Linked DNA regions of Homo sapiens: region 2 is linked to region 1. Evidence: chromatin loops called from intact Hi-C (ENCODE). Cell type or tissue: PC-9. All regions are shown on one strand. Links, peaks and the distances in the headings refer to the core of each region. The heading gives the core; the rest is flanking DNA. Region 1 holds the start of WDR90 (WD repeat domain 90). Region 2 holds the start of PGAP6 (post-GPI attachment to proteins 6).

Region 1 (5,212 bases), core at 213-5,212:
CTCCCTCGAAAGAAGCAGAACCACTCACCGGACGTGGATGTAGCGGTCATGCCAGCTCTCTCCCTTGGGCACAGGGAATGCCATTTCCCGAGGCATAGGAGTCACGGGCAGCTTTGCCCACTGGGCCCCAGAGATGGCTACAAGGAGCAGGGTTGTTCCAGGTCAAGGGAGGCTGTTTAGCCACCTGAACACAGGGCACCCGCCAAGGCACTGCCACGCCACCAGCCCAGCCACCGCCCCACCCCAGGGCTGCCTCTGGGATGGGTTCTGACCCCAGGGCTGCCTCTGGGATGGGTTCTGGCCAGAGCTCAGAGACAGCACAGCTCGAGCACTGTATTTTCCCAAGCACCCTGGACTTGGGCCTCTCCAGGGCTGAGAGCATGGGTGAGATATGGAGTGGGGAGTGCAGGTGCGGCCCTCACCAGGCTCAAAGCACAGGTCACTGGTGTACAGGTTCCTGACCAGCAGGCTGGCGCACAGCCTGATGCTCTTGAGATGGCCGTAGCACCGGTTCAGGTAGACCAGGAGAACGTCCTGCAGATCGAGCTGCAGGCAGGTCCAGCGGGCTCCGGAGGGGGCCAAACCCACCAGATCTGCAGGATGGGCACTCAGGGTCAGCGCCCACCCTCCTGACAGCCCGCGACTCCCAGAACTGTGAGCTTGTGCCCCCGCCAGGTTGTCCTCCAGGCCGCAGAGGAGCCTCACTGGGCCTGCACCAACTCCCTCCAGCCACCTGTCCTGGATCATCCACACCCCATCTTGGTGTCACCTCTCTGAGGTGTCCTGGCCTCCAGGACCAAGGGAAACTGGAGCCACGTGGCCGTAGACTTAAACTCCTTGAAGAGGTTGGAGAAAGACACACGGATGACTTGGTTGTCCTGTGGGGACGGAGCAGGGCCGTGAGGAGACAGGGGCCGCAGGGGTGCCGGGGCTCCCACGCAGCCCCCAGCCGCGGGCTCCGTACCTTGGAGGACACATCGAGGTGGATGACGAAGTGCTTGCTGGGCAGGGGCCGAAAGAGCACATACAGGTATCGTCCCGTCAGCCCCAGAGACTGGGTGCTGCTCTTAGGGAGCTGGATGTAGTTGGCGGCAGAGACTGAGCCCCGAATGCGATACACGGCGCCCTTCAGGGTCTTGTCCTGGAGAAGCGGGAGCCCGCATCACCGACAGCACCCAGAAGAAGTGCAGCGGGGGCGAGGGGGCCCTCGGGGGCGGGGCAGCTCTCCTGGGGGCAGGGCAGGGGTGTGGGCTCCGGGCGAGCCCCCGGCCGCCTACCGTGACCACGGCCACGTCCCCCTGCTTGGCGGAGCGCTTCCACTCGTCCACCCGGAAGTGTCTGAAGACGTTGAGGAACGGGTGCTGCCACGCTGCGGGGAGCGGGCGCCGGGCGTCAGGGGACTCGGCCACGCGAGCCGGGGCCACTGCGGGGCTGGGCCGGGCCTCGGGGACCAGGCAGGAGCCGGGGCTCTCCGCGCCTTCCCCGGCGACGCCAACGCCAGCTAGGCTGGCGGGACGAGGCCGGGCGCCCGAGGGAAGCCAAGCTCCGGGAGCCCGAGGGTGGGCGCCCGGCAGACGGGACCCTGCCTGAGCGGGGACTCTGGCCTCAGGGCCTAGGCGGGGGCCCTGAGCGCTCCGGCCGCCGACCCTGGACCCCGGAACCCCGGAACCCGGGATCCTCGGGACCCCCGCCAGCCGCGCGCTACCTCGGGCCATGGCGCCGCCGCTCGAGCTTCCCGCCTAGGCCTCCGCGCGCCCAGCGCAGAGTACGCCCCGCGACGCCAGGCAACGGCTGCCTGGCAACGGTGCCACTTCCGCCATTACTTCCGCCGTCATGGCGGCGCCCTGGCCACGTGACCTCCCCGGTGGGAGTACCCCGCTCACGTCAGCGGCCTCCAGGGTTGCTCCAGCCGCGAATCCCGCTGCCCTTTGCCCCGCGGGCCTCCCAAGGCAGCCCCCTGTTAGCCCGACCGGCTTCGAAGCCCGCGCCGGTTGCGGATCCTCCGCCGCGCCCACCTGTCAGCGCCTCGGCCGGCCGGGGCTCCCGCCGCATGCAAGCAGCGAGGCGAGGTCGCGCTGAGGCCTGGCCATGCCACGGACGGCCGGGCCTCACCCTGCCGCTCTCTCGCCGTCCAGAGGCCCCTGCTCCACACCTGGGTACCCTGGGTCCTGACTCAGGTGGGCTGGGTCATCCCCGTCCATCAGGGAAGGTAGTGCGGGCGCCCGCGGAGGGGCTGGTTCCCACGTTCGTCCTATCAGGTTCCCCACGTACTCCTTCGCCCAGTGTCCTGCGGCCGGGCCCGGCGGATTCAGAATGGGACCTGGCGTTCTGAGACACAGCCCCAGTGCCGGTAGTGGGGGGTGGTGGACTGCACTCCGGGGCCATTTAATGTCTTTAGGCCTTGAGTCTCGGCTTCGGTCCCAGTCAACGCCAACGGGAGAGGAAAGAGGAACCAAGTGGGGTCCCCAGACTTCCAAGCAAGGTGGGCTGGCTAACGTCCCTCCTACCTGTCGCAGGGCAGCTGGGTGAGAAGCTAACGGCTTGAAGGAACAGGGCTACAAGGGGAGTTTGTGCTGGGCCTGGCGTCCCAGGCTGTGGACTGGAACTGGACATGAGAACCCCCCCTACACCCTCCCAAGTCAAAGACACTCCAAAAAGACAGTTTCTCCACTTTATTAGCCTGGAGCTCCTCCCTGCCAGCCCCAGGGGCTGGTCGCTGGTCCCTGGGCACAGTGAGCAGGGCTGAGGTCAGACGGGTTCGGCCCTTGGCCATGGCAGCTTGGTTGGGACAGCCGGGCCAAGGGAAAAAAAGGTGCAAAAGTCCAAATGCTGGCACTTCAGGTGTGGCCGGCACCCAGCCAGGCGCAGTGGGTGGGCAGGGCGCCATGCTTCTCTCCTGGCGACAGGTCGGCCGTGTAGCAGCGCCCCCTCCCAGCAGCCACTAGGAACAGCTGGTGATTCTCGCCAGGAACTGCTGCGCCCACCACTCGTCTAGGTCAATGGGCACAAAGTCTGTGGGCAGAGAAGGCTGGGCAGTGATGCTGCCTCCCAGGCCAGCCGGCAAGTCTCCCCTGGAGCTAACCACAAGCCGCTCACCCGGACTCCGAGTGCGGCAGGCGCTGGGAAGAAGGGGTTTCTGCACAAGAGTCCCCTCCCTCATCCCCTGGGGTGGGAACCTGGCAGGGCCTGGGTCAGGATCAGAGGGGCTGGGGGGTCTCTCCTGGGGGGACAGGGTTGGGGGGCTCACTCTGCAGCCGGGGATTGGGGGTCCTCTCCACGTACTGCACAGGCCTTGGCCCGCCCTCACCGGCTGGGCCACCATCCAGCTGCTGTTGCACCTGCTGCCAGGCTGTGGGAGGAGGGCAGTCGGGCTGAGCCAGGTCCCAGGCACCCCATCGCCCACCCAGGGCCTGATGGTCACCCTGGACTCCAGCCCCACACAGGGCTGGTCACAGGACACAAGGGCAGAGTGCCAAGGAAAAGCACAGCCATGCAGCGGCTGTGGGTCAGCTTGAAGTGGGGCCATCCCGGGTCCATGGTTTTGCGACCCAGCAGCCTATGCCGCACCCTCTGGCCCCGCTCGCTACCTTCGGACACAAAGCGGACATTCTCCTCGTGGGCCACTGTGTAGGTCTCCTGGGTCCCCTCGAAGGATGGGGACGTGGAGGGGGCCCGCCGGCCATTCACACGATTGAACACAAGCCTTGGCCCTGGACTGCAGGAAGGGAGGAGACGGACATGGTTGGTGCCCATCCCAGGTGCGGTGCTGCCTGGCAGAACTCAGGAGCAGCCCCGGGCCAGCCCACTTTCCCCAGACTTGGCCAGCCTAGGCACTTCCTGAACCAGAGAGAGCAGCCACCCACAGCAGCCGGTGGCCCAGGCCTCTCTTGCAGTCCCCAAGCCATCGGCAGCTCAGCTCACACCTGCAGCCCTGTGTCCTGAGGGAAGTGAGTGACTGTAGGGTGGGGGCCTCAGTCTTAGAGTGTCCCAAACCTTTGGTCGGGCCCCACTCAGTACCCCTCCCCGAGGGTCTTGCAGGTGCCCATGCTGCCACCTGCATCCCATCAGCAGCCCAGATTCTGACCTGAGCCACGACCCAGTCCATGACCATGTCTCTCTGCCCCAACCCCCCCACTCTGGGTGTAGTTCTAGGCCACATTCTCGCCCCACAGAAGCACCTCCATCTCCACGATGTTTCCCTCCATGGACGGATGGACCTGGACGGGAACGGGGGCCTTTGCCCTCTCCCTGGCTGCCCCCACGTCCCATGGGATGAGGACTGGGTGCCGGGATGGGCAGTCCCTGAGTCGGGAGAGTGACTATAACCCTCGCCCACTCCCCACCGGCCCGAGACAAGGGGCGATGCCAAAGGAGATGGCTCCCGCAGTGCCGCACGCAACGTCTGGTGGGCCCCTGGGCCCGTCCCGGCCAGCCGGGCCCAGGGCAGGGATGAGCGGCCCCAGCTGGCCGAGCCCTGAGCACACAAAGCCCGGGACAGGGCCGTGGAGGGAATGGGGCCGCACCTACAGCCGGAGGTGGGAGCCGGGAGTCCTGGGCTGCGCCTGCTCCGCCAGGCACTCGCGGTCCCGGCCGGCCTGTTGCCTTCCTGGGCTCAGGTGCCCCAGCGCCGCTCTCGGTTCCTCCTCAGCTGAGAGGGGCACTAAAATAAAGAGGAGTGTCTTGAGGGGCGCAGGGTCCTGCCGGCCCCAGGGCTGGCAGGGTCTGGTGGCCACAGAGGATCTTAAAACGTGCAGGTGGAGATGGGACAGGGGCAGGGGCACCTCCCAGGCCTGCCCGCTGCCTGAGTTTCTGCACAAACCACAGGGAATAAAGTTTGTCCACTTGGAAAGCCCCCTTGCCTGCAACCCACTCCCACCTCGGAAAGCCAGAAACTCCAAGAAAGCTTGGAGGTTGGATTATCAATGTCTAAGAAGACAAGAACATTGCCAGGGGCTGTGAATCGAAGGGCGGAGGTGGCGGCTCTCGGGCAGAGATGGGCCCCAGGAGGCAGGCACCGCCCCAGGGGCTCTGGTTACGTAAGGCTGCTGCTCTCTGGGGGAAAGGGCACCGGCCCGGCGAGCACCTATGGATCACCGCCAACCTCTCCCACTTCCAGGGACACTGCTCCGGGCAAACTTCAGCCCAGGGAGGTGAAGGCTGTGGAGTGCATCCTCTCCTCTCCCCTCCACAGCCCATCCCTTTTTCAGCCCAT
Region 2 (5,457 bases), core at 159-5,158, 260 kb after region 1:
CTGCAGGCAGCTGGAGTCTACCCTCACCCAGGCTCACTAGAGGGGGACCTGGGGAGGGGGCTTGAGGGTCTTCCTGTTTGTTTGGAAATACGATGCGTCCCTGTTATCCAGCAACTGGATTTTTCACTTTACTGACATTCCTTCTGAAGACACATTTATAGACCCATCTAAAAGTTGCATAAATATTCAGAGTAGGCCGGGCGCGGTGGCTCACGCCTGTAATCCCAGCACTTTGAGAGGCTGAGATGGGCAGATCACGAGGTCAGGAAATCGAGACCATCCTGGCTAACATGGTGAAACCCCGTCTCTACTAAAAATACAAAAAATTAGCCGGGTGTGTTGGCAGGCGCCTGTAGTCCCAGCTACTCGGGAGGCTGAGGCAGGAGAATGGCGTGAACCTGGGAGGCGGAGCTTGCAGTGAGCCAGGATCGCGCCACTGCACTCCAGCCTGGGCGACAGAGCGAGATTCCATCTCAAAAAAAAAAAAAAAAAAAAAAAATCAGAGTAGGCCGGGCGCTGTGGCTCATGCCTGTAATCCCAGCATTTTGGGAGGCCGAGGCGGGCGGATCATGAGGTCAGGAGATCGAGACCATCCTGGCTAACAGGGTGAAATCCCATCTCTACTAAAAACAAAAAAAATTAGCCAGGAATGGTAGCGGGCGCCTGTAGTCCCAGCAACTCGGGAGGCTGAGGCAGGAGAATGGCGTGAACCCGGGAGGTGGAGCTTGCGTGAGCCGAGATCGCATCACTGCACTCCAGCCTGGGCGACAGTGAGGCTCCGTCTCAAAAAAAAAAAAAAAAAAAAAATCAGAGTATATTATAGCATGATTTATTTACCCATTGCCCTCATGGAGCGCCCAGGTTTTTCCAAATACAAGCAGTTCTGCTGCAAACATCCTTGTGTGTCTGTCTCTAGGCCTTAGTGTTCTCCATTACATTTTTTTTTTTTTTGAGATGGAGACTTGCTCTGGTTGCCCAGGCTGGAGTGCAGTGGCCTGATCCCTGCTCACTGCAAGCTCCACCTCCCGGGTTCAAGTGATTCTCCTGCCTCAGCCTCCTGAGTAGCTGGGATTACAGGCTCATGTCACCATGCCTGGCTAATTTTTATATTTTTAGTAGAGACAAAAATAATTCGCCATGTTGGCCAGGCTGATCTTAAACTCCTGACCTCAGGTGACCCGCCCACCTTAGCCTCCCAAAGTGCTGGGATTATAGGCATTAGCCACCGCGTACGGCCTCTCCGTTACTTTTTTTTTTTTTTTGAGATGGAGTCTCGCTCTGTCGCCCAGGCTGGAGTGCAGTGGCGCAATCTTGGCTCACTGCAACCTCCACCTCCTGGGTTCACGCCATTCTCCTGCCTCAGCCTCTGGAGTAGCTGGGACTACAGGCACCTGCCACCACGCCCGGCTAACTTTTTATATTTTTAGTAGAGAAGGGGTTTCACCATGTTAGCCCAGGATGGTCTCGATCTCCTGACCTCGTGATCCGCCGGCCTCAGCCTCCCAAAGTACTGGGATTACAGGCGTGAGACACCGCGCCCGGCCCTCTCCATTACATTTTAATGTTGGCACAATAATTTTCAGAAGGTTGAGGGGGTTCACATGCCTGCCAGCAAAGTGTGAGCATCTGTTGTGGCAAGGGCTGCGTGGCTGTTTTTTGACAAAGTGGCTTGTTTTGTTTCCCTGACCAGTAGCCTGACTGAGCTGTGTTTCCTGTTACAGAAGAGTCTCTCCATTGCCAACACTCTGTGACTTAGCAGACGTCTCTGGACTTCCGTCTGGGGATTCTTACCCACCTTCAAGTTCACCAGCCCTCAGCTGGAGCACTGGAAGTGGGGGCTCTGCCGCTTCTCTCCCTCTCCGGTGGGTGACTTGGGGCACAGGAACCTCAGACTAAGGTGACTCACTCAGGGGAGGGCAGTGGGAGGAGGGGGGCTTGGGCCCAGCCTGGAGCAGGGACTGGGTCTGGAGCAGTCCTGGGTGCTGGTGCTGACCTTGGTTGCTGGGTGCAGTCCGGCACAGCACACTCAAATCACGGCTCAGCAAAATCTGCAATCTGACCTCCGTGCCTTTAAAATGAGAACCCCTGGGAGCCCCCCTTTCCCCTCAGTCGGGGCTGAGGACGGCCCAGCTGGGATTCCCGGGAAACAAAGGGTCTCTTTAAGGCTCAGCCGGGGCTTCCTTCCTCCCCGGCCAACACCCTCCACCTCCGCTGCTCTGGCCTTCAGGGGTCTGGGCTCGTGGAGTCAGCTTCCCCTCCCCCGCTCCGTAAACCCTCACCACCCGCTGCGGCGTTCAAAAGGTACAAACAGGTATGGTCCCTGCGGCCATCCCCATCCCCACCCCGCCTCTCCTCCTCCAAGGTCAACCAGTGTAGCCGGTGCTGGATCATTCCAGACATTCGATGCCTTTGACACACACAAAGGAAACGTGTTTTTCTCCCTTTTCTACACAAATGGTAGAGCTTTGAACACACCGTTCTTCCTGTTCCTTTCTTGCAGCTACTGCTGCACCTGGTGGACCATTTCCAAGCAGCACAGCGCTTCCTGTCTTTCCTGTCTCGGCCACGCTCTGTCTCGTTTAGACCCCGTATGAATGATTTGAATGTCCCACCGGCCAGTGACACGCATGTAGGCGGTGCCACATTGACTCACTGGACGCATGCAGTGTGCCACTTCCGTGAACGTACCTGGAGGGAAAAACGCAGAGGTGGAATTCCCGAGGGAAGGTCATTGCTGCTGTTACTTCAGTGGACAAGTCGGGGGGGTTCCCACGAGGCTCCCACATCCTCTGCCTGCTGCAAGCAGTGTCTGTGGGCCACAGTCTCACCTGTTAGTACAGTTTTTATTTGCCAATGTGTTAGGTGAAAGGAAAAAGAAGTCACTTTAATGGGGTTTTCCTTTAATTTTTTTTTTTTTTAAACTTTTTACCCTCACATCCTGGGAAGGACACTTTAGTGTTTTGTTTTTTGTTTTTGTTTTTGTTTTTGTGTTTTTGTTTTTTGAGACGGAGTCTCGCTCTGTCGCCCAGGCTGGAGTGCGGTGGCGCGATCTCGGCTCACTGCAACCTCCGCTTCCCGGGTTCAGGCGATTCTCTGGCCTCAGCCTCCGGAGTAGCTGGAGTAGTTTTTAATTTGCATTTCTGCGCTGAGGGAGGAGGATCAGCGTATCCCTGGCAGCTGTCCTTCAGTATTTTCTAGGGGAGCGTTTCTGTGATTGATTTAGAGCTGTTTATTACTGCACTGTTACTAGTCTTATTAAGGTGAGCTCTGCGGTGTGAGCTGCAAGCTGTGTCCCCCACCTCCCAGTCGGGGGCTCGTCTTTTGGACTTCGCTTATGCAGTTTGGCTTTGCAGACGCCCCCACCCCCCTCCCACCCACGACGCGGCGGAACTTCTGGACTCTGTGCCACGCTTGGAAAAGCCGACTTGGCCCTAAGACGGAAAAAGCTTCCCCGAGTTTTCTAGGCTTTATCGCTTCCTTTTTTCGGCTCAAATCTTACATGGTGGGAATCCATCCAGGTGCAAAGCGCCGGGAGTTGATGCCACGCACCCGTGTGAACCGCCACCCCGATCGGGTACTACAGTCCCTAAACACAAGCAGCCTTCTCGTCTGTGCATAAAAGCGTGGATCTGACACGCACCTGCAGCGGCTCTGCGGCGTGAAGGCCGGCCCGGGGGTCCCCGTGCTGAGGCGCCTGACTCAGGCCCACGCGCGCCGGGCGGGGCAGGGCAGGGCGCGGGTTCCTCTCGGTCCCAGGCGGAGGTCGGCGCCTCTGCCCCCCGCGGGCTCCCCGAGCCTGCCACGGAGGTCCCGGCCGAGCGGAGCTGGGACTCAGCGAACCGGCGGGGAAGCCCCGCGGAGCCCACGCCTCGGGGAGAATTTCCTGCGTGTTCCGAGCGCGCCCGGCGCGACCTCTCCGTCCTGGGACCCCCGCGATCCCTCCATCCCGCGCCCTCCCTCCAGCGTCCCCCCGGACCGCGCGCGCCCCGGTCCGTCCCCCGCGCGCCCCACGTGACCCCTCCCCCCTACCGGCGCCCCACGTGACCCCTCCCCCCGGCGTCCGCGCCCCCCCCGGTCCCGCCCCCCGACCCCGCCCTCGCCTTCCCGGCTCGGCCTGCGGGGCGGGGCCTGCGGGCGGAAGTGCCCGGGGCGACGGCGGCGGGGACCGGCCGGGCCATGGGCGCCGGGGGCAGAGGCGGAGGCGGCAGAGGCGGAGGCGGCAGAGGCTGCCCGGGCGGCGGCGGGGGCCGGCGGCGCGGGACGCGGGCCGGGTAGCGCCGGGCCGAGCGCGGAGCCATGGGCCGGGCTGGCACCGGGACCGGGGGCGAGGCGGTGGCCGCGGTGGTGGCGGGGCCGCTGCTGCTGCTGCTGCTTGCCCGGCCCCCGCCTGCCTCCGCCGGCTACAGCGGGAAGAGCGGTGAGCGGGAGGCGCGGGCGCCATCGGGGGCGTGGGGCCGGGGCTGCGGGCGGGGCGGGATTGTGACACCCCGGGCGCACCTGTGCGCTCATCTGGCGCCGGCGCGGGGTTGGGGGTCCCCGCCGCGGGTTGGGGGTGCACAGTGGCCCTTTGGGGCGCTTCGTGTCCTAGGGGTCGAGGCGGACGGGACCCCGCGCTTCCTCCTCGGTCCCCCGATCGGGGTTGGGCCACATCGGCCCCTGGAGCGCCCCCTCCCCTCCCTCCTCCTCCCAGAGCGCCCAGGTCCGGCGCGCCCGGCGCGGGGAAGTGGAGGGGCCCAGGGGACTCTGCCCGGGACTCCAGCTGGGAGGAGTGGCTGGGCCGTGAGCTCACCGGCCGGGTCCGGCCTGAGAGAGGGGCAGAGCCGGGAGAAAGTTGTTAGACCCTGTAGCGGGGGCCCGTGGGCGTCATGGCTCCAGCCCTTCCGCAGTGACCCCCAGCCCTGGTACGGCCGCTTCCTGCCGCCGGCCCGGCTTCTGGGAGGAGGGACTCCCAGCTGGCGGAAGAGGGGCTGAGGAAAGGGCGCCCCTCTCCCCTCTTGTTGGGAAACTCGCCGGGCTCCCTTTGCATTTCTGTTCCCTGAGGGTCCCCGTCCCTGACTGAGGTCCAAGGAGGCGGCTGGACCAGGGAGAAGGCGTAGCCCTTCCACGGGGTAGGGACGTGGGTGTGGAGACCGTCAGGCCTTGGCCACCCTGAGATGGTGAGGACTTGCCCCGGCCTCTGTGGCCTGGGACTCTGGAGGGGCCGTGTCCTTTCTGGCCGGCTGGAAGTTCCCACACGTCCCCAGCCACGCGGGTGCCCAGGTGCCCGGCAGCTGATGCGGTGCTGTTCCCCGACTTCCCGGCCCCCAGCCCCTCCCCTCCCCTGCCCCTGAAATAATGCTCCTTTGAGCTCCTGTTTCTTTCGGGGGCTGTGCCTCCTGCTTTCTGAGCTTGGCACAGGTAGAGATGAAAGGCAGTTTTCCCCGAGGACCGTGCCCCGGATTAAATTGCTCCATGGCC

The links. Hi-C counts contacts between places; a loop is a spot of excess contacts. Peaks named below come from ENCODE experiments on the same cell type or tissue, not always from the same donor. Only the 100,000 strongest peaks of a DNase experiment are listed, where the experiment ranks them.
Region 2: it touches region 1 in a loop (4-fold over the local background); 8 of 110 quality-filtered maps call a loop at or near these places.

What each region holds. Positions count from the first base shown.
Region 1 is chr16:645,920-651,131 of GRCh38, reverse strand. It overlaps MCRIP2 (MAPK regulated corepressor interacting protein 2), which reads right to left. Exons shown (of 5, transcript NM_138418.4): 3 at 3,588-3,715; 4 at 3,248-3,349; 5 at 2,658-3,012. The coding sequence ends at 2,942. It overlaps WDR90 (WD repeat domain 90), which reads right to left and starts at 1,767. Exons shown (of 41, transcript NM_145294.5): 1 at 1,706-1,767; 2 at 1,278-1,369; 3 at 965-1,141; 4 at 770-878; 5 at 423-593; 6 at 29-137. The coding sequence starts at 1,715. LOC105371038 (a long non-coding RNA gene) reads left to right here and starts at 1,819. Exons shown (of 2, transcript NR_135177.1): 1 at 1,819-2,177; 2 at 2,517-2,674. RefSeq lists silencers at 1,393-1,522, 1,633-1,732 and enhancers at 908-1,730, 3,153-3,202. In PC-9, for the core only: a CTCF peak has its summit at 2,924; DNase peaks (open chromatin) are centred at 1,831 and 5,031; H3K4me3 peaks cover 3,232 bases; H3K27ac peaks cover 2,000 bases.
Region 2 is chr16:380,661-386,117 of GRCh38, reverse strand. It overlaps PGAP6 (post-GPI attachment to proteins 6), which reads left to right and starts at 4,140. Exons shown (of 13, transcript NM_021259.3): 1 at 4,140-4,417. The coding sequence starts at 4,297. LOC100134368 (a long non-coding RNA gene) reads right to left here and starts at 3,877. Exons shown (of 3, transcript NR_024453.2): 1 at 3,641-3,877; 2 at 2,689-2,828. RefSeq lists silencers at 3,674-4,023, 4,044-4,273, 4,314-4,463, 4,594-4,713 and an enhancer at 4,148-5,047. In PC-9, for the core only: no CTCF peak of the experiment used is centred there; a DNase peak (open chromatin) is centred at 2,587; H3K4me3 peaks cover 2,500 bases; H3K27ac peaks cover 269 bases.